Linked DNA regions of Mus musculus: regions 2 and 3 are each linked to region 1. A link is a loop called in an ENCODE intact Hi-C map of the cell type or tissue named here. Cell type or tissue: heart. All regions are shown on one strand.

Region 1 (8,000 bases):
TGTGAGTTTGAGGCCAGCCTGGTCTATAGAGCTAGTTCCAGGACAGCCTAGACTACACAGAGAAACCCTGTCTCAAAAAACAAGAAACAAAGAAAAAACAACCCCAAACCAAACCAAAATCTTCATCCCACACAATCCTGGAAGGTCTTCCTGGTGCCTTCCCACTGCCATCTACAGCCACCAGGGGGTGCCAGGAGAGCAGGGCATATCCTTTCTCAGCTTTTCAAGGGGGATGGAGAGAAAGGAGCAAGTGCCATGGTGGCTAGCAAGGCCATATGGCACCGCCAGGTCCCATGCCCTCCCTTCTACCTCCTTCTAGCCACACGGCCTCCTAGCTATCATTCAAACATGCTAGATATGACCCTGCCCCGGCCTTTGCACAGGTTCCTTGTCAGTGCCTTCATTTAGAAACCTCCCCCATGGACACTCTTCTCAGCAGGCACCCTTACCAGTGTCCGGCTAGTCAACTCTGGTTTGTTTATAACAGCACAAAGAGGCTGCCTGTGGCACCCACTTAGATGCCTCTTGTCTGTCTTCTCCAGTAGAGTATCTGCCCCACAGGGGCAGAAACATAGATCAGCTTTGCTTCCTTGGGGCAAGAGCTTCCAGACAGGGTAAGGAACTGGAGGGTGGGCATGGCAGAACCAGATGCCTGCATTTAGATCCTGGCTTTGCCACAATCTGGCTAGGCAACTCCTGGCCAGGGGCAAACCCAAATTCTGCATCTGCCAGGGAGCAGGAGGGAGCAAAGAAGCCAGGAAGGCCCTGAGGAAGGCTGAAGCCTATGATAGTAAGATGATGTTGGGACTGTCCTCCACCTGTAGGACTGGAAGGGAGAGAGAGCCAAAAGAAGCACCTGGGCTGCGGGAGTGAGCCCAGGGTCTCCACTCTAGTGAGACTCATGTCAGCGACATGGACCTCCACAGATGCTCCACTGCCAGCTCGGCACTCCCTAGCCCCCTGGGGCTACAGAGGGAAACCTACAGCTCACTTGTGTGCCGACACTGGGAAGGGGAATGTTTAGGCATGCCTGTGACCCTGACACAGGGCCATTTTAAGTTTTGAGGCCAGCCTTGGTTACACAGCAAAACCAGCCAGAAAAAACAAGCAGGCAGTCAAGACGGCTGAGTGAGTGAGTAAGGGTGCTTGCTCTCAAGCCTGGCCCACCCAGCTTAGGTACTCAGAACCCACGTGGTAGAAAGCAAAGACCAACCCCCGCAAGTTGTTCTCTGATTCCCACACCTGTGATGTACACACACAAAAAAGGATAAATGCATGTAAAAACAATTTTTAAGATGGGGAGCTGGAGAGCTCCTACTTACTATGCACAAAGCCCTGGGTTCCATCGCTAGCACCACGTGAGATGCAGGTGGTACACACCTGTCAGCCAAGTATCGTGGGATACAGGCAGCCTCTGCCATAGGATGAGTTTGAGGCTAATGCATCAAAAAAGAGGCAGAGCAGGGCTCACTGCCACCAGGTGGTTCTCTCTTGAACCACCATGATGGGCATGATGTAGACCCAAAACCCAAGGATTTGGCAAGGCACTGAGGTCATACTTAGTGGGGCTATTTTAGATTCACAGCATACTGCCTCGAGCAGCTACCAGACTGGCTTCCCAGTCTCCCTTCTGACAGTGTAGCAAAGGGACGAGAATGGCTACTGGCCACTTCCAGCATGCTCTGTTCTGCATGCTCCCACCCCTCCCCATGCTGGGCTCCACTTACTTTTCTTCCGCTTTGGCTTTTTGGGGACTTGCTCCCAAGGCTTCCTGTAACACAGAGAGGTGGTGAGGGTGAACAAGGGGCCCAGGCAGCCAAGTCCTGGCCTGATAGAAAACAACAGCAGTTTATGTGCTCTGGGTGCCACCTGAAGGTCTGTCGTCCTGCTCCCTTTCCAGCTCTGAATGGAGGTCTCACCATTCCTTAGCTCAGAGAACACTGGCACTCAGAGGTCCCTGGTAGATGGGATGTGGGACAGTGGAAGGAATGCTGAGAGGGGACCATGCCTACCCTGGGGGACACATACCCCGGATGTAGTCAGCCTTTGTGTCAATCATTAGAAACGTTACAGATGCAGGAGAGGTGGTGCACGCCTGTCTCCCCAGCACTCAGAAGGCAGAGGTGTGGGGATCTTGAATTGAGACTAGTCTGGACTATATCAAGAAAAGGACAGCTTAGGTTATATAGGAAAGCCTTGTTTCAAAAAGGCAAAGTAGGGGCTGGAGAGATGGCTCAGTGGGTAAGAGCACCCGACTGCTCTTCCGAAGGTCCGAAGTTCAAATCCCAGCAACCACATGGTGGCTCACAACCATCTGTAATGAGATCTGACGCCCTCTTCTGGTGTGTCTGAAGACAGCTACAGTGTACTTACATATAATAAATAAATAAATAAATAAATCTTTAAAAAAAAAAAAAAATTTAAAAAGGCAAAATATTGGAGCACATACTTAGAGTGCACAATGCCCAGGTTTCCTTTTCCTGAACCACACAAACCTATGTGGTAGCTCCCGCCTGTAAGCCCAGCACTCAGGCAGGAGAGCAGGAGGACAACTGCAGGTTCCTCCTCCCTGGCTGCCCAGGGCCTACCCTTACCACTCATGCTTCTGTGTCCAGGTTTCCTGGTTTAAAAAGAACGTGTTAACTCATTTATTTACAGGGTAAGGAATGTGCCATAGTGCTTGTGTATGGAGGGCAGAGGATAACCTGAGGGAGGAGCGTCCTTCCACTACCATGTGTCAAACACTTTCCTCTGAAGTGCTGGGATTACAAATATGCAAAGAATCTAGAGCTTCATGAAGGATGGGCAAGCTACTGATGGAGCCATATGCCCAACTAGTAGGGTTGTGTGTGTGTGTGTGTGTGTGTGTGTGTGTGAGAGCGTGCGCCCAGAGCTTCTCACACATGAGACACTCCACCACTGAGTTATACCCCTTGCTCCTAGCTGGTTATTGCCCCTAAGAATCAATGTATTTTTGTTTTTTGTTTTTGTTTTGAGACCTCTGTCTCTCTGTGTAGCCCTGGCTATCCTGGAACTCAACATATAGACCCAGCTGGGCTCAAACTCAAAAAGCTCTAGTTGCATCTGCCTCCAAAATGCTGGAATTACAGGCATGTGCCACTATGCCTGGATAACTTCTTAAAAATGATTTTACTATTTCATGTGCATAAGTTTTTACTTGCATTCATGTCTCTGCACCTGCCTGATGCCCTTGGAGGTCAGAAGAGGGCATGGAATCCCTTGGAACTGGAGTTACAGATGGTTGTGAACCACAATGCTGGTGACTGGAACCAAACCCAGGCCCTCTGAAAGAGCAACAAATGCTCTTAACTACTGATCCAACCTCTTCAGGGCCTAGAATCAACTCTTAAAGAATCATTCATACAGATGAGTGCAGACAAGAGCAGAACACGCTACACCTGAACCCTTACTATGGGCCAAACCCTTTCTATGCTCTCTATTTTCATTTTGTATTTTATTTGAGATAGAGTATCGTTATGCAGCCCTGGCTGGCTGGAACTGTCTGTGCAAACCAGACAGATAATATCCAATCCAGTGTTCACACCATGCAGCTACTGGCTGGGGAAGCTGGGGCAACAGCTGGAGTCCCAGGGTGAGCTTTCCCTCCATGGCTTAGCATCCAGCTTGTCTTCCCACTGTGGACACCTGCACTGTGAGACAGCAGGAGTAACCTCTATTGGAAATGCTCCACCTTCTAGCTGTTCTTAAGGGCATGGGGTTTTTACTCTTGGGCACTTCTGCTGTCCTTGTCTCTTCCTGGAGGACACTGAGAGAGACATGCTTGAGTCTCAAACAGGAGAGGCCATCTACACTTTCAGAGCCTGCTTCTCAGTGTGGCAAGCTGCACATGACAGTTTACCAATAGGTCTGACAACTACAGCGTGGTGAACCATTCATGGTCTTAGTCTGATCCCTAGAGGGCACGTGGTAGAAGAGGACTAGCTCTGCAAAGCTGTCTTCCCACCTCCTTATGTGGGCCTACATACACCACACACGCACACATACACAAGAATAAAAGTGCCCTCACACCAAGCCTGGCACATGCCTTTAGTCCCAGCACTCAGGATGCACACAAGTAACCCTGACAAGGTTGTTGAAACAGGTGGCTGGGTTAAGGCTGCTTTCTTGTTGAGGATCCGGGTTTGGTTCCCACAACCTACATGGTGGTTCACAATGGTGGTTTCTGGGGATCCGACACCCTTTTCTGACCTCTGCAGGTAGTTCATGCACGTGGTACACATATATCCACGAAGGCAAGGCACTCATACGCAGAAAATCAGAGTGCCCAGCACCTTTGGAGGTTTACACCTGAGAGCCAGCCCCAGGCCAGGCCAGTGGAGGCGGGTCGACTCTTCAGACGGGCCAGTCGGAGCTTCCGAAGGCGGGCAGAGGGGTGGGGCACAGGCTTGCATTGGGTAGTCAATGGGTCGGAGGCGGAGCCGCGAGGAGGCGCGTGAGGGGTCTGGGTTGCCTAAGCCCGAGACCGAGGGCCGCCAGGCGGCCCGGGGGTGGGGCTTCACGCTCCGGGGGCGGGGCCGCTGCCCTTTTCGTCCCTCCCCCGGCTTCTTCTCTCCCTCCCTCCCTCTCCCGGCCCCGCGCCCCCTTACCCGTGGCGACCGCTACGCTGGCCACGCTCCAGCGAAATGAGGTAGGCGGCAAGTTTGGCGTCGCTCCAGCCGCTGCGGCGTCTCAGGTCCACCCAGGGGCCGTGCGCCTCGCCCAGGTACACGCGCCGCACGTCGTACTTCTTCCGGGACTCGAGCCGCCTCCGGGCCCGGTCCGACTCGGTGAGCCGCGGCCGGCCCCGCGCCTTTCTGCCTGCCGCGCCTTCCTCTGCCGCCGCCTCCCCGCCTGCGCCCGCCTCCGCCTCCGCCCCGGGCTCTGGAGCCCGCTCCGCCATCCCCCCCTCCCTGGTTACCGGCCTCCCCCGTTGTTAGGAGCCTCGACCGGAAGTGGCGCGCCTAGTCTGCGCCGCCGGGAGATTTCTCACAGGGTCTTCTCTGCCCGCGGCGCCAAACGGGGACAACTAGCCATAGCTGCGCATGCGCGTAGTCCGTCCGGCCCAGGCCATGGAAGTGCGTTCTGTTGACAAGTCAGTTATTTGGGAGGTAGAGGCACTGGGTACTGAAACTCAGGTAATCCTTGCCTCTCTATTGAATTCTTCGGCAATGTGATTAAAGATTTTTTCAAAAGGGCTGGAGAAATGGCTCACTGGTTAAGGGCACTCACTGCTTTTCCAGAGGACCTGCGCTCAAATTCAGCACCTACATGGCAGCTAGAACTGTCTGTAATTCCAAGATCTACCATTCTCACATAAACATATATACATGCAGAACACCAATGCACATAAAATAAAGGTAAATACATTTAAAAGATGTTTTTAAAGGCCAACAAGTCGGCTCTGCAGGTAAGGTGATGGCTGGCATACTTGACAATCTGAGTTACATTTCCGAGATTCACAGGGTCATATATCGGAACAGACTCCAGCAAATGGTCTTCTGACCTCCACACATCCCTCCCATACCATAAATATATAAATGGATTTTTTTTTTTTTTTTTGGTTTTTCGAGACAAGGTTTCTCTGTGTAGCCCTGGCTGTCCTGGAACTCACTCTGTAGACCAGGCTGGCCTCGAACTCAGAAATCTGTCTGCCTGCCTCCCGAGTGCTGGGATTAAAGGCGTGTGCCACCACGCCCATCTATAAATGGAATTTTTGAAAAGACAAGTTTAAAAAAGGGTCCCAAGGTGGTAAACCCAAAAGAGCCCATGCAGAACATACGAAGGGAAGCCACAGGGCCAGGGAAGAGGTTTTGATTTTTTTATTTTCTCCATATTATTTCATACCAGCCCAGTCTTTTCTCCTCATGCCAGCTCTATCTGACTCAACTTTGCCCCTGCTGCTGCTCTGCCTGAATGGTCTCATCATCTTCCTCAGGCCCCTTGGGAGGACTGTGGGGAGGGGACTGTCCCTCCAGCCTTGAAGTTGTCAGGAGCTCCCCCGTGGACCTGGCCAGGCGGAATACCACTGGGATCTGTGCCAGGGTTGGGTTGGTCTCCTGCAAGCCTTGGATCCACTTGATCAATGTTGCCTGATCATGGGCACCAGCCATGCACATGGCGAAGACAGGGCCTTCTGTCACTGTTAGGAGAAGAGTTTGTGTCTCACCACTGTGACGTACTCTGAGCACCTCCATGAGTTCACAGCCAGCTCCCTGTGCCACATAAATGTTCTACATTTCCCTTGGCCATGCCACCCGCTGCTCAGATACTATCAAGAGACTAAGTTTGAGCCCTAACTTGGAGGCTACCATGTGCCTCCTCCCAACTCCCCACATATAACTTGACTGTTCCCTGCTGACCTGAGGCTTGCGCGTATTCTGGTCACATCACTAGTCAGTATAGAATGCTCCTTAAAAGATAGTACAAAGGGGAGAGGGAGTAGCCAAGGAGAGGTACCCTGGGGGGCATATGACCCCTCATCCTGTGGAGCGTGGACAAATGGCCACCACACAGATGTGCTGTGTTGAGACCTGCTTTTACCTTCATCCACGTCAAACTCATAGTCGTCCCAACCACTCCTTGAATATTCCAGGTCCAGCTTCTGTGGGTAGTACAGCTCCCATTCTTCTGGGATCTCCTCTACTTTCTACCTCAGGCAAGAGAGCAGGCAGGATTAGAGGCCAGAACACAAAACCTGTCCCTCAGCTGAGCCTTCAGGACAGTGCCAGCCCCACCCCCAACACAGAATCTGTAGTTCTGGCTAATCTGGAAGTTGCTGTGTAGACCAAGCTGGCCTTAAACTCAGAGAGCTCGGCCTGCCTTGCCTTTTTTTTTTTTTTTTTTTTTTTTGGGTAAACATTTATGCATACCCCTGTGTAATTCAGAGGACAACTTGTAGGAGTGAGATCTCTCCTTCTACATGGGCCCTGGGGGTCAAACTCAGGTGGTCTGGCTTGGCAGCAAATGCTTTGGCCAGTAACTCACCTCTTCCTCAGGAGGTGGCAGGTCAGCTCTTAGGATGTGATAGTAGACACACTTATTACGAAGCCAGAGAGGGAAGGGGCCCTCAACAAAAACAGGCCTGGATGGGTTGTGGCGGGCCAGGGCAGCTTGCTGATCTGGACTCTGGATTCCTGGTGTAGAGATGAGAACCTGTTGGTGCCTTAGCAGCAAAAGGCCCAGGAGCTCATTTAGTGGGCCCAGAGGGATCCAGCAGAAACTGGGATAGGCTGGGGCCTTACCTACAATGTGAGGCTGTGTGGGATCTTCCATGCCTGTCGAGTCACTGGGCAAAGACATCTGCAAAGAAGAGCAGGGCGGTGACTCCCCAACCTCTACAGGGGAGCCTAAGAGCAAAGGGAGGGAAGGGGTGCTTCCTGGGCGACTGCACCACGTCTTTACAAGTAGCCTTTCTCTGCTTCTTTGTAGCCAGCTTGACCAGAGTGCCAACACTGAGAGTTTACCCAGAAGCCATCAGCCTAAGTTCAGCCTGCAGTGAGCTAATCCAAGTCACTGTACCTACATAGCTCAGTTTATCCATGCGCAAAAATGGCAGTGACAGAAAGTAACAGTTCTTCAGATGGTATCAAGAGCTTGACTCGGCTGGGGAGTGCTTGCCTAGCATACAGCATAAAGCCAAGTTTCTCTCTTTTGTCACTCACTAGGAATGGAACCACAAGCCTTGAACAAGGAAAGCAGGTGTCCTACCACTGAGCCATACCCCCAGCTCCATCCCAACAGGGAATAAGGCAGAGACTCCTGTGTAGCTCTGGCTGACATAGAGCTCCCTATGTACGGGCCACACCTGGCCCGTCAGTGGTTTTTTGTTTTGTTTGAAGCACTATGTAGCCCAGGCTGACCTTTAACTCAGAAAGATCCAGGCATCTCTGCTTCCCAAGAGCTAGGATTAAAGACAGGAGCCACTGTGCCTGGCTGCTCTTTTCTTTATAAAGTACCCAGCCTCCAGAATTTTGTTTCAG
Region 2 (8,000 bases), 320 kb after region 1:
CCTTCATACCCTAAAACAGTCTCCTCCAACCAATCAAAAATGACCAGACTGCTATACAAATTCATAATGGTTTGCTATCTCTTTCACAATAAAATACATCACTTTGGGTGGAAAAAATGCCCTAATTATATCCATCAATGGGCACGGCCAACATTCCATTCTCCAGAGTCAAGCACTGAGTCAGTACAGCTTCCAATGGGTCACAACGGAAAAATGTGGTTTTGCCATTCAAATGCACACAGTGCTCTACTGTTTGCAATGGATTGGAAACCCACAGGTGTAAAAAGAAAATAAACATTTAAACAGTCTAAATAATAAAATCAGGCTAATAAGTGCCAATGAGGTTTTTTCTTTTAATTGAAGAAATAATGTCTAAATTGCGTAAAGGTATGTGCTCAGTATTTTAAGTACACTTTCCTTATTGTATCATACAGTTGATTTGGAACATACCCATTCTGGAAGGAAGCACATTTAACACAAAGTGCACAGAGGGGAGTCCTGTGAAAGCGACTCTCAGTGAAGGTCTGGAGGGCGCGCTGCAAACTGGTGGTTAAGTGTGCATTTATAAAGCAGAAAAGGCAGGCAAAGTGAGGGAGGGCATGCTGGACACCAGGGTGGCAGGGAGGCGAGGCCTAAGCACAGAGTGCTTACCGGGACTGTAGCATTTGAAACAGGAATCATTAAGAGAATAGAGTCTTAATGTCCTGGCATTGATAGAACACGATAATTTCTTTTCTGTTTTATGGTGGCATTATATCATGCTAAAAAATCACCCTGAGAGGACTTTAAAAAATTATCTCAAGTAATTTTTCTGTGTTGCATGGTTTTGAGTAAGAACCTTGCTGAGAAAGTTATTTTATACTGACATTCAGTCCCTTTTAGCAAACAAACACACACAAAACTGTGTTAGAAACTCATTTCACAGTACAAAAATGTTCTGAATGTTATCACTGAGCACCTAGTCTTGGAACTCACTCTGTGTTCTCATTACCAATTAAGGAAAAGATTTCAAAGCTGTTATTCTAACTGCAACTGACCTAGCTTTTATAATATAAACTACACATTAAGGCATGCACATTTTCAAACACATTCTAAAAGAACCCAAACAAGAAGATTTTTTGGTCTGAGTTTTGAACTACTTTCAAAAGGATATTTTTAAGTTAAAGGACAAATTTCAACCAACTTTCCAAAGAGTTTTGTTCCTGTATATAGCACTATTTTAAGTAATTTTATTCTTTTAGTCACAAAATATCATTTTTAAAGTCAATACTATCTAGAATTGTGGTAACTTTACTGCATGCAAGTTTTAAGAATGCTTTCAATAAAAAATTCAAACTCATAAGTCAATGTGCAAACACACACACATATAAACCTTGTCTTGGAAAATGATTATATATATTAGTTGCATTTGGAATAACAGGCTGGCTTGAACTCAAGAGATCCTCAGGCCTCTGCCCGCTGAGCGCTAGGATCAAAGGTATGCGCCACAAAGCCTGGCTCATATAAATAAAAATTTAAAGATTCAATGTAAGTGACAAATATTTGGTGAATAATTGTCCCTATTCGCTATAGCTGCTACAAAATATGTCGTGGCTGCTTCTATTATTATTAAAATGAATTTTTTTCAAATTCATTTATTTGTCTGTATAGGGATACCATACACAAGTATGTCTGGGTACCACATATGTATCTGGGGTCCCTGGAGGCCAGAAGAAGACATTAGCTTCCCCGAGACTGGAGTTACAGGCTTTTATGAGACTCAAATGGGTGCTGGGAATTGAACCTAGGTTCTCTGGAAGAGAAGCCAGTGCTCTTGGCAGCTGAGCCATCTCTCCAGTCCTCTATTAGAAATTCTAACGTTATCAAAATGTTGTTTTCCTCAAGATAACTGAGAACTTCAAACGGAGCACAGGGTGTGTGGGGCAGCATAACTGTCAAGTTGAAATCTTTAATTGTTGAAATCCTTAACTAGTATCTTGGGCTTAGCTTATGGAATTGTTAACTACACTACCCAAAATAAATTATTACTATCCTCTACGACATTTTTCAATGTAGTACAGAAACACTGTATGCCCACTTTACAAAACTCACAAGTCTTGAAATTTAAAGAACAGCTTGAAGCAAAAGAAAAAGAGGAACTGTCCTGCAATAAAAGAATGGGCCAACAGCAACACGCAATCCTGAATGTCGGTGTACAGCTGCAACGTGAAGCTAAAACTAGGCATAAATAATAAGATTAACAACGGAATCTAGACCTTATTTCCAAGGAAGAGATGAGGAAAGCATTGTTGAAATGATACGCTACATAAACACTGAGGTGTACCAACCCTACAGCATACACTTATAATTTTGTTTTGTACACGCTGAGGTAACTATAAGCCCTGTTTCCTTTCAACCAGTATCAACCCTGTGCATGAGACTTTCTTTCTAAAGTTAGTAGAGCCGTGACTTATGAAGGACGCCAGGCTAAAGCACCTGCTCATTTAGACTTCGGTGGTTTCATCACAGGATTCTTAAGCGCTCAAGCTCCTCTGGGCCTGTGAAGTCCTTTATCACTTCCATCAGATTCCAAGCACACAGTACGAGTCACTGGGCCGACTCCACCCTGCCAACTATTCCAGCTTTAGGGCAGGGCTTGTCCCACTAGGCCCCTGAGCGGCACTCTCCCGGGTCACAGCAAGACGGATGAAGGATGGAGGGAAGCGTGCTTTAAGTCCCGGGAGCCGGGGGGGCAGGCTCAAGCCAGAGCGCCCAGGCGCTCACACCCCGAGCCAGCACTTGGGGGAGTGGAGGAAGGCTAAACGACTACAGAGCTCGGGGTTTGCATGGGGTTTTTGAGGCCCTGCCTTCCCCAGAGCCAGGGACGGAGCAGCGAAGCCGGGGCGGCTGCGACCCCGCGGCTTCCGTCCGGCTGCACGCTCGCTGTGCGCACGCGCCACGCTGGCCGCAGGCTGACAGCGCGGGCGGGGGTCCCGGAGTCGGCAGGGGTCATGGTTCACAGCGCCCGCAGAGTCTCTCACCTCGGTAAACGGGTCCATCGCCCCAGGCCTCACCAGTGGACGGCTAGACGGTGGGTCCGACGGTTCAAACTCAGGAAGAGGAAAGAAGTGAGTGCAGGCTCGGCGCAGCTCCTGGAGGAGGACTGCAGTCGAGGCGGCGGGCGCTCTCACACCCAGTCGGCTCTGCCCTCCGCACCCACGGAGTCGGTAGGCTACCACGGCCGTTCAAAATTTGAATTTCAGCGCCCCGGACGACACGCATGCGCGCGGGGTGGGCGGGGCCGGGCGGGCCGCTTGCCCCCGCCCCTGAGCTAGGTCACGTGATGCGGCCAAGTTGGGACTGGTCCGGAGCTGCGAGCACTGCTCTCTCTCCTCCGCTTGGGTGGAGACGGTTCTGCCGTTGAACTGCCTAGGGAGAGGGCCCTGCCATCCCGCACGCACCCACGCACGCCGTAGCGGGTCCCTTCCTGACTCTGTCAGCTCCCGCCGCCCTGCCTTCTTCCTCCGTGGGCCTTACGAACCCGGTCCGGCCCTCTGGCCTTTGGGCCTGATCCTGCCACCAGAAGTGGGACTAGACAGCCAGCTTGACCTCCTGAGAGACCACTCTGGCGGGTCCCCACACTCTCAGCCAGTGACTAGTTCTTTGTTTGGTGGGGAAAAGAGATGACAGTAACAGACCCTTCGGTTTTAAATCCCAGTCAACTACCCAAAGCCAGCAGTGAGAACACTTTGAGAGAAGGGACAATCGGAAAGTCCATATTTAATAAAAGTTCCCGTTTAACAGGCAGAAAGCAGGACAAACTATTGCACGAGTAACTTTTAATCTGACTTTCCTTTTCCTCTTCCTGGGAGGGTCTTTTGGAGACCCTCACAGTGTCTTACCATTTGACATTCTGCTAGGCTTTCCAAGAATGTGTCTAAAAAGATGGGTTGCCAAACCTCTGGTAGTAGAACTGTTTGCCTTTATACGTCAAAAGGTCGACAAAGCACCAAAATCTCTGTGCCTAGGTTGGTGCTGTGAGAGCTAAAGTCCTTACGAGATTGTGTAAAACAGATGTATGGTAGCAAGGTTTATGGTTGAGTCTCTGTGTCCTAAATGAGTCCATAACAGGATCAACTGTGCTTATTGAACAGAAAAACTGAAAGTGTTGAAGGGTCAAGTCCAGAATCAAAGCTAAATAAAAATAGGAAGCTTGGGGCCAGCGACAGAGCACATGCTAGCTATGAGGGCGCTTGCTACCAAGTCTTGGGACCTGAATTCTAGACCCAGAACCAGTTCCAGCAAATTGTCCTCTGACCTGCACACACACACACAGGAAATAAATTAATGATGTTTTTCTAAGTAATAAAGAATTTAAAAATGTATAGATTGTAATAAACTGAATTTGGGGCATGGAATAAGAACTTCTTTAAGAGCAACTTCTAAGAATTCAGATCCTTGGGACCACAGTATAACAAGAATAATAAATTTCCTTGGTGCCTTGGAGCTGTGAAATGATAGAAAATGGAAGGAGCTTTGTTTAAGTGTGTGGTGTGTGGGGTTGTTAGAATTTGCTACCTATAAACCAAAGGGAACGGATGCCTGAATTTTTTTTCAAGCACTGAACAGGAAAAGGGGTGTGGGTACTTGGGGTGTGGCTGTGTAGGTCAGTCTTGGGAATGAGTCATTGGAAATTTATGTAGCCGTTGTGCCTTCGGGCTGTTGCCTCTGTAATCCTTGGTTTCATTGTAAACAATTTGATTCTAGCTAGCATGGATAAAGCAGTATTGCTACTCTAAACTTGTAGGTTTTTTTTCCTACTACCACGCCCTGTAGCGTTGACCTTTCATTAATGTCTTGATCATAGTGGTAATAAGGATAGCAGCACCCACCAGTACAATAGCTCCCATGTATGAAGCTGGTCTATCCCAGAAGCCATGCTACAGATTCAAGAGCACACCCCTAGACCACTGCAGTTGTCTCCTAACATTTCTGTGTGAGTCTCTGACCCATAGCAGTTCTTTCTTAAGCTTATAAGCTGGAATAACTTTTCTCATTTAAAAAAAAAAAATCAGGCTGGTGAGATGGCTCAGTGGGTAAGAGCACCCGACTACTCTTCCAAAGGTTCAAAGTTCAAATCCCAGCAACCACATGGTGGCTCACAACCACCCATAATGAGATCTGATGCCCTCTCTGGTGCGCCTGAAGATAGCTACAGTGTACTTACATATAATAAATAAATAAATAGATAGATAGATAGATAGATAGATAGATAGATAGATAGATAAATCTTTTTAAAAAATCATTGCTGGATATGGTGGTAATGCATACAATCCCAGATTATCATCATCTAACCAAGGGGCTTGAGACATGGCTCAGCAATCAAGAGCATTGGTTGCTCTTCCAGAGGAACTAGGTTTAATTCCCAGCACCCACGTGGTGGCTCACAACCACCTGTAACTCCAGCCCTAGCTGTCCAGTTTCCCCTTCAGCCTATGTGGATTCTAGGTACACACATGATACACAGACATACATGTAGACAGAACATCCATATACATAAAAATATTCTTTTAAAGACAAGGATCTCAAGGTGAGATAGGGCCCTAGAAAAATGAGTATTTCATCTTCAGAGGATCTATTCTTTTAAACAAATAATTATGTTTCTTGTAGATAAAATTAACCTCAAAAATGTGGTAACATTAACTTTATCAAGGACACTCCAAAATATATATTTCAAGTTAAAGTTTTCAAAAATCACATACATTCTCACAATTGACAAAGTAATACAATAACATAAATATTTATATTTTTACAGAAAGAGAAAAGGCCAAGACCTGACCAGAAAGCAGTGGCAAAAAGGATCAGACAAAGGTTCTCCACGTCAGGTTATCTGGCTAATGGGCGTCTCCTTTTATGCATGTATTGTAATGAAGAATAAGAACCAACAAAAATTAAGTGGGGTGTGGGGGCACCTGACTGAGTCAGGATGATTTCAGCTCAAGGCTAGCCTTGGCTACATAGTAGGTTCCAAGCCAGCTTGGGCTACCTAGTAAGACCTTTCAAAAACAGGTCATTTTGCTTTCGAGTATACAGATGGGTGTGGTGGTGCATACTTGTAATGCCAGCTACTTCAGGTTGATTAAGTGAGAGGATCACAAATTTGAAGGCAACCTGGGCCATTCAGTGAGATTCTGTCTTAAAATAATTTTAAAATGCACTTGCGAGTGGCTCGGTGCTGGAGTGCTTGTATGGCATGTAGGAGAGGCTCTGTGAGCAACCTCTAGGAATAGAGATGCAAGGGAGGAGTATCAATGTGTTACAGACACCGTGTCCTCAGTATGTCCCAGAATAGCCTCAAACTTCCTATGCAGTGGAAGATGACCTTGAAGTCCTGATCTTCTTGCTTCTACCTCCCAAGGGCTGAGATTACAGGTGTGCACCGCTGTCAACGTGTGTAGGGATCCCAAGGGTAGAGCCACATTAACAGGACACGGGGGTGGGGGGTGGGGTACACAGCCAATGCACAGTTTATTCAAAGTTTCAGCTTCTTCCTTCTTCTTCTTCTCTTCTTCTTCTCCTTCCTTCCTTTCTTCTTCTTCTTCTTCTTCTTTTCTTCCTTCTTCTTCTTTTCTTCCTTCTTCTTCCTTCTTCTTCCTTCTTCTTCCTTCTTCTTCCTTCTTCTTCCTTCTTCTTCCTTCTTCTTCCTTCTTCTTCTTTTCTTCCTTCTTCTTCCTTCTTCCTTCTTCTTCCTTCTTCTTCCTTCTTCTTCCTTCTTCTTCCTTCGTCTTCCTTCTTCTTCCTTCTTCTTTTCTTCCTTCTTCTTCCTTCTTCCTTCTTCTTCCTTCTTCTTCCTTCTTCTTCCTTCTTCTTCCTTCTTCTTCCTTCTTCTTCCTTAGTCTTCCTTCTTCTTCCTTCTTCTTCCTTCTTCTTCCTTCTTCCTTCTTCTTCTTCTTCCTTCTTCCTTCTTCTTCCTCTTCCTCCTCTTCCTCCTCCTCCTCCTCCTCCTTCTTCTTCTTTGTGTGTGTGTTTGGAAACAGGGTTTCTCTGTGTAGCCCTAGCTGTCCTGGAACTCACTTTGTAGACCAGGCTGGCCTTGAACTCAGAAATCCGCCTGCCTCTGCCTCCCAAGTGCTGGGATTAAAGGCGTGCGCCATCATGCCCGTCGTTCAGCTTCTTTTAAAGGCAAAGCAGGATAAAGATTTCCCATAGTTTCTAGTTCTCACCAGCTATGGTTTCTCTAGCAATAGTTTATCTTGGTTCCCAAACCTCCTTGCAGACTGAAAAAAATCTGCCTGCAATCCAACCCTGAGAAAAAGATCAGGAAGGCCCCTTCCTCAGACATCAGCTTGCTGCTCAGAACACCACCATGCCCAGCCTGTAACATATATACGGAATTACTCTTCCATACCCACATTAATTTCATAAGACTATTTTCACAAAGCTTAATTTATAGTTTTATTTATTTTTGGTGTTTTGAGAGAGGGTCTCACTGTAAACTCAAACCCAGAGCCTGGCTCCTGGCTCAGGACTCACACTCTTTAACTGAGTATCAACAGTAAGTCTCCTTCCAATTTATTTACAATTTAAATATTGTATTTAAATATTTAAATTATTGTACCTCATGGTCTCCTATCATGTGAAAATTAATCTCCTCTCTCATTAACCCATCCAAATATCAGTGGCCATAGATCTACTTCACGTCCCTTTCTCTACTTTCCAGTCTGACATGTTGTGTTAGCTCATCTTCTGCCGTGACAAAATAGCAAAAGTTAGTCATTTTGCTTGTTTTGAGACATGGTCAGCATATTTTCCTAGCTGCCCTGGGGCTGGTTATATAGGGCACAGTTTTTAACATATATGGACACAATCTCAGCTCTTGGGCCTGAGCTCTGAAATTTGAACTCAGGACCTTTGGAAGAGCAGTCAATGTTCTTAACCGCTGAGCCATCTCTCCAGCCCCAGCTTGTTTCTTATAATTGTACAGACACAGCAGTCTAAGGTCCTGACTCCACAGTTGGTGA
Region 3 (8,000 bases), 340 kb after region 1:
AAATAAATGCACTCCTATCCTCTCCACATTCTAAGAAGAATTCTGAGTTCTGAAGAAACTGAGATCACAAGACTGTCTTCTTGTTTTCTTGGAGTTCTCTCACAAGCACTCAGAATTCTCACGACTCAATTCTTGGACGGTGTTCAGAGAAATCTCCATTAGGACATTCTTTGTTTTCTTTTTTCAAAGAATAATTGTTGAATATAATGTAAAAGGGCAACAGGCTGGACCATAGGTATACTAGGACTGCCTGACTATCCACAAGTTTTCCTTTTTGAGAAAAAGTCCTTAAGCTAAAGTAACTACACACTAGACATGAGGAGTAGAGTACTCACAGAAAACTGGAAAAACAAGTTTCAGAATATGTGTTGCCAGAGTAATTGTAACTAAACTGCTTTAGCAAATGCATGAACTGAAACATGACGCATCTGAAGACTCATTTCCAGTCTGTTTCTTTGAGTTAACATTGAAAATCCACACATTTTCTAGTGCTCCCCACCCTAGAGTTACAGATGGTTGTGAGCTGCACGTGGGTGCTAGGAACTGTGCCCAAGCCCTTTAGAAGAGCAATACGTGCTCTTAACTGCTGAGCCATCTCTTCAGCTCCCCACTCTCCAGGTACTGTTCCTTTTTTTTTTTAAAATATTATTTATTTTTATTTATATGAGTACAATGTAGCTGTCTTCAGACACACCAGAAAAGGGCATCAGATCCTATTACAGATGGTTGTGAGCCACCATGTGGTTGCTGGGGGTTGAACTCAGGACCTCTGGAAGAACAGTCAGTACTTTTGTTTTGTCTTGTTTGTTTATTTGTAGAACATGATTTTAATATTTTCAACTGTTAATATTCAACAAATAGAATAATTATTTTAAGATACATTTCATTGTTATGTCCCCCTTTTCATTTCTGATTTTGTTAATTTGGATATTGTCTCTGTGGCCTCTAGTTAGTCTGGCTAAGGGTTTATCTATCTTGTTGATTTTCTCAAAGAACAAGCTCCTGGTTTTGTTGATTCTTTGTATAGTTCTTTTTGTTTCCACCTCGTTGATTTCAGCCCTGAGTTTGATTATTTCCTGCCGTCTACTCCTCTTGGGTGAATTTGCTTCCTTTTGTTCTAGAGCTTTCAGGTGTGCTGTCAAGCTGCTAGTGTGTGCTCTCTCCAGTTTCTTTCTGGAGGCACTTAGAGTTATGAGTTTTCCTCTTACCACTGTTTTCATTGTGTCCCATAAGTTTTAGTATATTGTGTCTTCATTTTCATTAAATTCTAAAAAGCCTTTAATTTATTTCTTTATTTCTTCCTTGACCAAGTTATCATTGAGTAGAGCATTGTTCAGCTTCCATGTGTATGTGTGTTTTCCGTTGTTTTTGTTGGTATTTAAGATCAGCCTTAGTCCGTGCTGATCTGATGGGATGCATGGGATTATATCAGTCTTCTTGTGTCTGTTGAGGCCTGTTCTGTGACCAATTATATGGTCAGTTTTGGAGAAGGTACCGTGAGGTGCTGAGAAGAAGGTACATTCTTTTGTTTTAGGTTGAAATGTTCTATAAATATCTGTTAGATCCATTTGTTTCATAACTTCTGTTAGTTTCACTGTGTCTCTGTTTATTTTCTGTTTCCATAATTTGTCCATTTTGAGAGTGGAAGTTGAAGTCTCACATTTTTTTTAAAGATTTATTTATTATATGTAAATACACTGTAGGTGTCTTCAGACACCCCCAGAAGAGGGCATCAGATCTCATTACGGATGGTTGTAAGTCACCATGTGGTTGTGGGATTTGAACTCAGGGCCTTTGGAAGAGCAGACAGTGCTCTTAACCGCTGAGCCATCTCTCCAGTCCCTGGTCTCCCATTTTTTATTGTGTGAGGTGCAATGTGTGCTTTGAGCTTTAGTAAAGTTTCTTTTATGAATGTGGGTGCCCTTGCATTTGGAGCATAAATGTTCAGAATTGCGAGTTCTTCTTGGTAGATTTTTCCTTTGATGAGTATGAAGTGTCCTTCTTTATGCTTTTTGATAACTTTTGGTTGAAAGTTGATTTTTAAAAAAGATTTATTTATTATTATATCTAAGTACACTGTAGCTGTCTTCAGACACACCAGAAGAGGGCATCAGATCTCATTACGGATGGTTGTGAGCCACCATGTGGTTGATGGGATTTGAACTCAGGATCTTTGTAAGAGCAGTCGATGCTCTTAACCACTGAGCCATGTCTCCAGCCCCTGAAAGTTGATTTTATTCGATATTAGAATGGCTACTCCAGCTTGTTCCTTGGGACCATTTGCTTGGAAAATTGTTTTCCAACCCTTTATTCTGATCTGAGGTGGTGTCTGTCTTTGTCACTGAGGTGCATTTCCAGTATGCAGCAAAATGCTGGGTCCTGTTTATGTATCCAGTCTGTTAGTTTATGTTGAATTGAGTCCATTGATGTTAAGATATTAAGGAAAAGTGATTGTTACTTCCTGTTATTTTTGTTGTTAGAGGTGGAATTATGTTTGTGTGGCTATCTTCTTTTAGTTTGTTTTTTTTTTCAATTTTTTTTTTAAGATTTATTTATTATTATATGTAAGTACACTGTAGCTGTCTTCAGACACTCCAGAAGAGGGCGCCAGATCTTGTTACGGATGGTTATGAGCCACCATGTGGTTGCTGGGATTTGAACTCTGGACCTTCGGAAGAGCAGTCGGGTGCTCTTACCCACTGAGCCATCTCACCAGCCCCTTCTTTTAGGTTTGTTGAAAGATTACTTTTCTTGCTTTTTTTTTCTTTGCTTTTTCCTAGGGTGTAGTTTCCCTCCTTGTGTTAGTGTTTTCCATCTATTATACTTTGTAGGGCTGGATTTATGGAAATATATTATGTAAATTTGAGTTTTTCATGGAATGTCTTGTTTTCTCTGTCTATGGTAATTGAGAGTTTTGCCGGGTATAGTAGCCTGGGGCTGGCATTTGTGTTCTCTTACAAGTCTGTATGACATCTGCCCAGGATCTTCTAGCTTTCATAGTCTCTGGTAAGAAGTCTCGTTTAATTCTGATAGGTTTCCCTTTATATGTTACTTGACCTTTTCCCTTTACTGCTTTTTAATATTCTTTCTTTGTTTAGTGCATTTGGTGTTTTATTATGTGACAGAAAGAATTTCTTTTCTGGTCCAGTCTATTTGGAGTTCTGTAGGCTTCTTGTATGTTCATGGGCATCTTTTTTTTAGGCTAGGGAGCCACCATGTGGTCGCTGGGAGTTGAACTCAGGATCCCTGGAAGAGCAGTCAGTGCTTTTAACTGCTGAGCCATCTCTCCAGCCCCAGATACCGTTCTTATCTGTCGAGGCTTTAGGTTTAATCTCTATAGCCTTAAAGGAAACAAAACAAAACAAAACAAAACATTGCTTGTCCTATGAATGGGTACACAAAATAGGGATGAAATCCAGTAAACCATAGGTCAAAAAACGCTGAAAAAATGCTAAGGGAAAATAAAGCTGAGAAAGGGCATATGGAATACGAAAAGGAACTTTAAGTAGTGTAGTTTTCAGAAGAGTGACATTTGGAAGTGAGGAAGGTGTTCTGTAGACAATCAGGAAGAAGAGTATTCCAAGCAGGAAGACTTACAGATAACAAAGGACGTGTGGTAAAACAGTACGTAGTGCATCTCTAGAACAGTGAGAGCATAGTAGGAGATGACATCAAAGAGCTGAGCAGAGCTAAGTCATAAAGAACCTCCCGGGTAGCTCATGAGCAGGGTGGCATGATCCCGTGGCAGCAAGATCCCTCTGGCCACTGGGTTTTGAAAACAGATTTGAGTCATGGTGAGACTACAGGATCATCCAGGACTCAGCTTCAGAAACTGAGGGTTGAGACGCCAGATGGGGTCATGTAACTGAATGTGGGGGTTGGGAAAATTTCTGTCAACAGTAAAACATTTCAGGCCAAAACACTGATTCCGAATCAAATGTATTGAATCCCTCTGGAGCATTTTGGGCAGTACTCACCGGCACTGCAGCAAGTGATGTCACTGCAGCTTTGGCTCTGAACACAAAATATGTATTTTCTATTGTATATGGTGTCACCCATCAACACTAGTGAAAGTGAATGCTACCTGAAACACCTGAGCTTGAATTCTACACGATTTGATGTTAAGAGTGGCAGTGCTTATATAAGGTTTTCTGCTCTTATGGAAACATAACGTGATGGATTAATTATGGAGACAAAGGCTTTTAGTATTTTTCCACCGCCACTCCCCGGCACGTAAGTACCTAATATATCTTATGAGTGTACTGGTTTAGAATGTTTTGCTTTAAACGTTGGCATTTGAAGGGCTGAGGGCTGGCTCAGTAGTTAAAGGCACTTGCTGCTCTTGCAGAGGACCTGGGTTCATTTTGCAGCGCCCACGCAGTGCCTCACAGCTATCCATAATCCCAGTTTTGAGGACTCTGACGCCCTCTTCTGGCCTCTATGGGCACTAGGCACACACATGGAACACATGAAAGGAAACACTCTACCCACAAATAATTTTTTAAAGACCACATTAAATTTTTAAAATAATCTTTAAGAACAATTTTTTAAAAGCTGTGTGAGGTTGTATACTCCTGTAATCCCAGCACTTAAGTGGCTGAGGAGAGAGGAGGGTCAGGAGTTCAAAGTTCTCCTCAGCTGTGTAGTGAGTACTAGGTCAGCCTACATGAAGCTTGTGTCCCTGCCAAAGGATGTGCTGATTCCAGTTTTCTTTCTTGATTGAAATGAACCTTGTCTTGGGATTAGGACAGAATTTCCAACATTCTGAAAATCACTAAGCATACTTCTGTGAGTTTATCCTGTGAGCTTATGTAAAATGGTACTCTCAGCATTGACAACTATAAAAGTGAAAGAGAAAAATCACCTCTGAAAAATGTGGAAGATGCAGGCTGGTGAGATGGCTCAGCAGTAAAGGCACCTACCACCAAGCTGACGACCTGAGTTCCATTCCCAGAACCCATTTGGTGGAAGGAGAGAACTGACTCCTGCAAGTTGTCCTCTGACCTCCACACATAAATCAAGGCATACAAGTGCTTACACACACACACACACACACACACACACACACACGCACAGAACTGTGTTGAAGATACTCTGTGCCCTGCATTATTAAATATTCAGCTGAGATTATTTATGTAAAAATAAACAAGCACATCCATCTCAGTGTGAAATTAGCTTTCATATTCTAAAATGGTAAAATTCTATATATACAAATAATAGATTTAAAGTAAATTTATGATTTAATTATTCACTATCAACTTCTCCCTCTCAAAACCCCTTTATGCAACCTCAGATATATACATAATATAATATAGATATAATATAGGGTGGCTTCAAGCTTATAGAGGAATTGGAACATCTTGATCCTCCTGCTTCTACCTCCTGAATGCTGGAATTAGAGATGTGTACCACCAGGCCAGGTTTGTATAGTACTGGGGATTAAATTCAGGGGTCTCTGAATGCTAAAGAGAGCCCTTCACCATCTGAGCTACACCCACAGTCTGTTTCCTTTTTCAATTCAGTTTAAAAAAAATTGTGTGTATTTCATGAGTGTTTGCGAGTATGGGCCTGGGGAGAGCCAGAGGGATGGGGTGCTCTCGAAGTGGAGTTACATGTAGTTGTGAGCTGCCATGAGGAAACAAACCCAAGTCCTCTGTAAAGTAGTCAGTGTTCTTAACTGCTGAGCCATTTCTCCAGATCTCCTTTTTAAATTAAATATTGCATTTATTTATTTTATTCTTTTTTTTTTTTTAGACATTCTTGTATAGTCAAGATGGTCTCAAAATTCACTATATAGCAATGATGGTCTTGAACCCCTGATCATCTTTGCTGCACATCTCAAGTGTTTGGATAACAGGAGTGTGCCACCATACCTGGCCATTTTTTTCTTCTAAAATCGCCCTATTTATTTCATACCATGTAAATTAGCTGGAAGGTCAGGGGTCTGAATTTGCTCTGGTCAACTAAAACTCAGAATTATTACACCATTTCTATTTCCCTCTACCATCATGAAATGAAGCCCTTTGAGCCTCATACAGATCCCGACCTCCCCACACAAACACCCCAGCCTCTGCGGACCAGCTCCTTGCACGGGTCCGCGTTGTGCACGCTGGGAGTTGTAGTTCGCTTCCCTTCTCTCCCTACGAGCAGGGTGTCAGTCGCAGGAGCGCCTCCAGCGGCGAGCATGTTTGGTGGCGTGGAGTGCGGGAAGAAGGCAGGATCGTCTCCTAGCAACGGGGTTGCAGCGACGTCACCGTGGCGGGTTCTTAGCTCTGAGACTAGGTGGAACCGCCAGAGCGCTTTCCAGCCTCTGGGTAAGACGTGGTCCTCCACCTTGCGCTGCCAGTCCTGCCCCATCTGGTCTCGAGCTGCCTTACGGGAGTTTTCGTCGGTGCGGCCCGCCGGCCTTGGCCTTGGCCTTGGCGGGACGATGCTGGAGTCTATTCGCGTAACGGGTGAGTGTAGGCACTGCTGGCCCAAGTGGCGCGGCTGCAGCGGGTGGAGACCGTTGGGTCTGGGACTCGGAAGACCAGGTGCAGTCGCACAGCCCTAGCCCAGCAGAGGTGAGGGGCAAGAGCTGTGCAATCTAGAGAGTGTAGAGTCCAATACGATTCCAGAGCATTTTAGGTGTGTAGTAAGGTGTTATATTTTCTAGAATGTTCAGAAAAAAAAAAAATCAGCTGTGAAAACACATCTCTACATTTCAGTGTATGTTGTGTATTTTTGTTTGCATTTATTAGCAAACATTTTGAATTGATGTTATTAATAAGAGCAGGTGTTTAGATCCAAGGTTGGAAAGTTTGTCTTTCATTTTTGAATAGATATGCATATTAGCCCTATTTAAATCTTTAATAATATTAAACAGTTCCAGAGTCATTTTCCTAGCATTTGATTCTGCATGAAAACATTTCTGCAGGACAGATACCAAAACAACGGAATAAAGGGAAATAGCTAATTCCCACAGTAGAGTCAAAAATAAGCCTAGAACTTTTAGCTTCAGGCTATTGCAGTACCCAGTAGACCAATTTTCCAAATTAGTTGTTTTGAACCCCTGACCCTCCTGCCTCAGTCTCCCCAGTGCTAAGATATGGACATCAATAGCTAAAACCATTCTTTAAGTTAGCATACAAAGTAAGAGGTTTCATTATGGTACTTTGAAACTCCTTTCATTATATGTTATTGCAGAACTTTTTAAACTGAAAAACTAAATTATTTTTAAGTGAAACTACTTTCTCATCTTAATTTTTTTACACTGTTTGCTGTTCAGTGTTATAAAACACAGAACCTACTGTTGTGCGATTGCGATAACCTACAGACTATTCCACTGTTATGTTGACAGGAGACATGCAGTTATAAAAGCCAAGATCTTAGAGGCCACTTAAATTGGCATTAGGCTTTTTAAAATTGTGATTTGATGTAGATATAACTCTTTCACCTTAAAACACATTATCAGAGGCAGACGCAGGTGAGCTTAGTCAGCCTGGTCTACAGAAGTTCCAGACCAGCCACTGATACCCTGTCTCTAAAAACAAACAAACAAAACTCCCAAAACAATACAATGTCAAAACGTTGCTTTAAAACATCAAGCCTGGCAGAAGAGTGGCAAATATGAGGATGACTCAGTGGTCCGTGTGCATGCAGCTGCGTAGTCGGGCTGATGGGATACTTGCTTACTAGAGACCAGGATCGAACAGGAGATGCCAGAAAGAAATGCATTCTTATGTACACTAACAAAGGTAATGAAAACTTCCGGTCCGTTTTATGATATAGAACAAGGCCTCTCAGCCACAGCAGTTTAATATTGAAGGAGTTAATTCTTTATTGTGAGCGACTGTTTTAACACACAGAGAATTGTGACAACCAAAAATGCCCTGTGGGTGGCAAAATACTCTCCCTATCATCCAGTTAAAATCATTGCCTGCAAGACAATAGATTCTGTTGCCACGTGAGTCACTGGGTTTAGAAACTACACCAATTAAAATTATTTTCCCCCAAACTGA

The links. A loop is a pair of places that touch in the nucleus more often than their neighbours do. Peaks named below come from ENCODE experiments on the same cell type or tissue, not always from the same donor. Only the 100,000 strongest peaks of a DNase experiment are listed, where the experiment ranks them.
Region 2: a loop joins it to region 1, with 2.2 times the contacts of the local background. A loop is called at or near these places in 6 of 42 quality-filtered maps.
Region 3: a loop joins it to region 1, with 15 times the contacts of the local background. A loop is called at or near these places in 7 of 42 quality-filtered maps.

The regions. Positions count from the first base shown.
Region 1 is chr9:22,066,421-22,074,420 of GRCm38, forward strand. It overlaps Zfp653 (zinc finger protein 653), which reads right to left and starts at 4,956. Exons shown (of 9, transcript NM_177318.3): 1 at 4,629-4,956; 2 at 1,728-1,771. The coding sequence starts at 4,921. It overlaps Ecsit (ECSIT signalling integrator), which reads right to left. Exons shown (of 9, transcript NM_001253897.1): 6 at 7,263-7,320; 7 at 7,006-7,154; 8 at 6,562-6,667; 9 at 5,826-6,160. The coding sequence ends at 5,904. Gm16845 (predicted gene, 16845) reads left to right here and starts at 4,582. Exons shown (of 3, transcript NR_040407.1): 1 at 4,582-4,744. In heart, CTCF peaks have their summits at 183 (motif pointing right) and 4,479; DNase peaks (open chromatin) are centred at 201, 4,461, 5,001 and 6,051; H3K4me3 peaks cover 1,826 bases; H3K27ac peaks cover 1,757 bases.
Region 2 is chr9:22,385,950-22,393,949 of GRCm38, forward strand. It overlaps Anln (anillin, actin binding protein), which reads right to left and starts at 3,257. Exons shown (of 24, transcript NM_028390.3): 1 at 3,021-3,257. The coding sequence starts at 3,038. It also overlaps a transcript of 9530077C05Rik not described here. In heart, a CTCF peak has its summit at 3,368; DNase peaks (open chromatin) are centred at 2,802 and 3,342; H3K4me3 peaks cover 3,630 bases; H3K27ac peaks cover 3,790 bases.
Region 3 is chr9:22,405,295-22,413,294 of GRCm38, forward strand. It overlaps 9530077C05Rik (RIKEN cDNA 9530077C05 gene), which reads left to right and starts at 6,253. Exons shown (of 7, transcript NM_026739.3): 1 at 6,253-6,455. The coding sequence starts at 6,431. In heart, CTCF peaks have their summits at 3,224 (motif pointing left), 4,484 and 6,171; a DNase peak (open chromatin) is centred at 6,177; H3K4me3 peaks cover 891 bases; H3K27ac peaks cover 594 bases.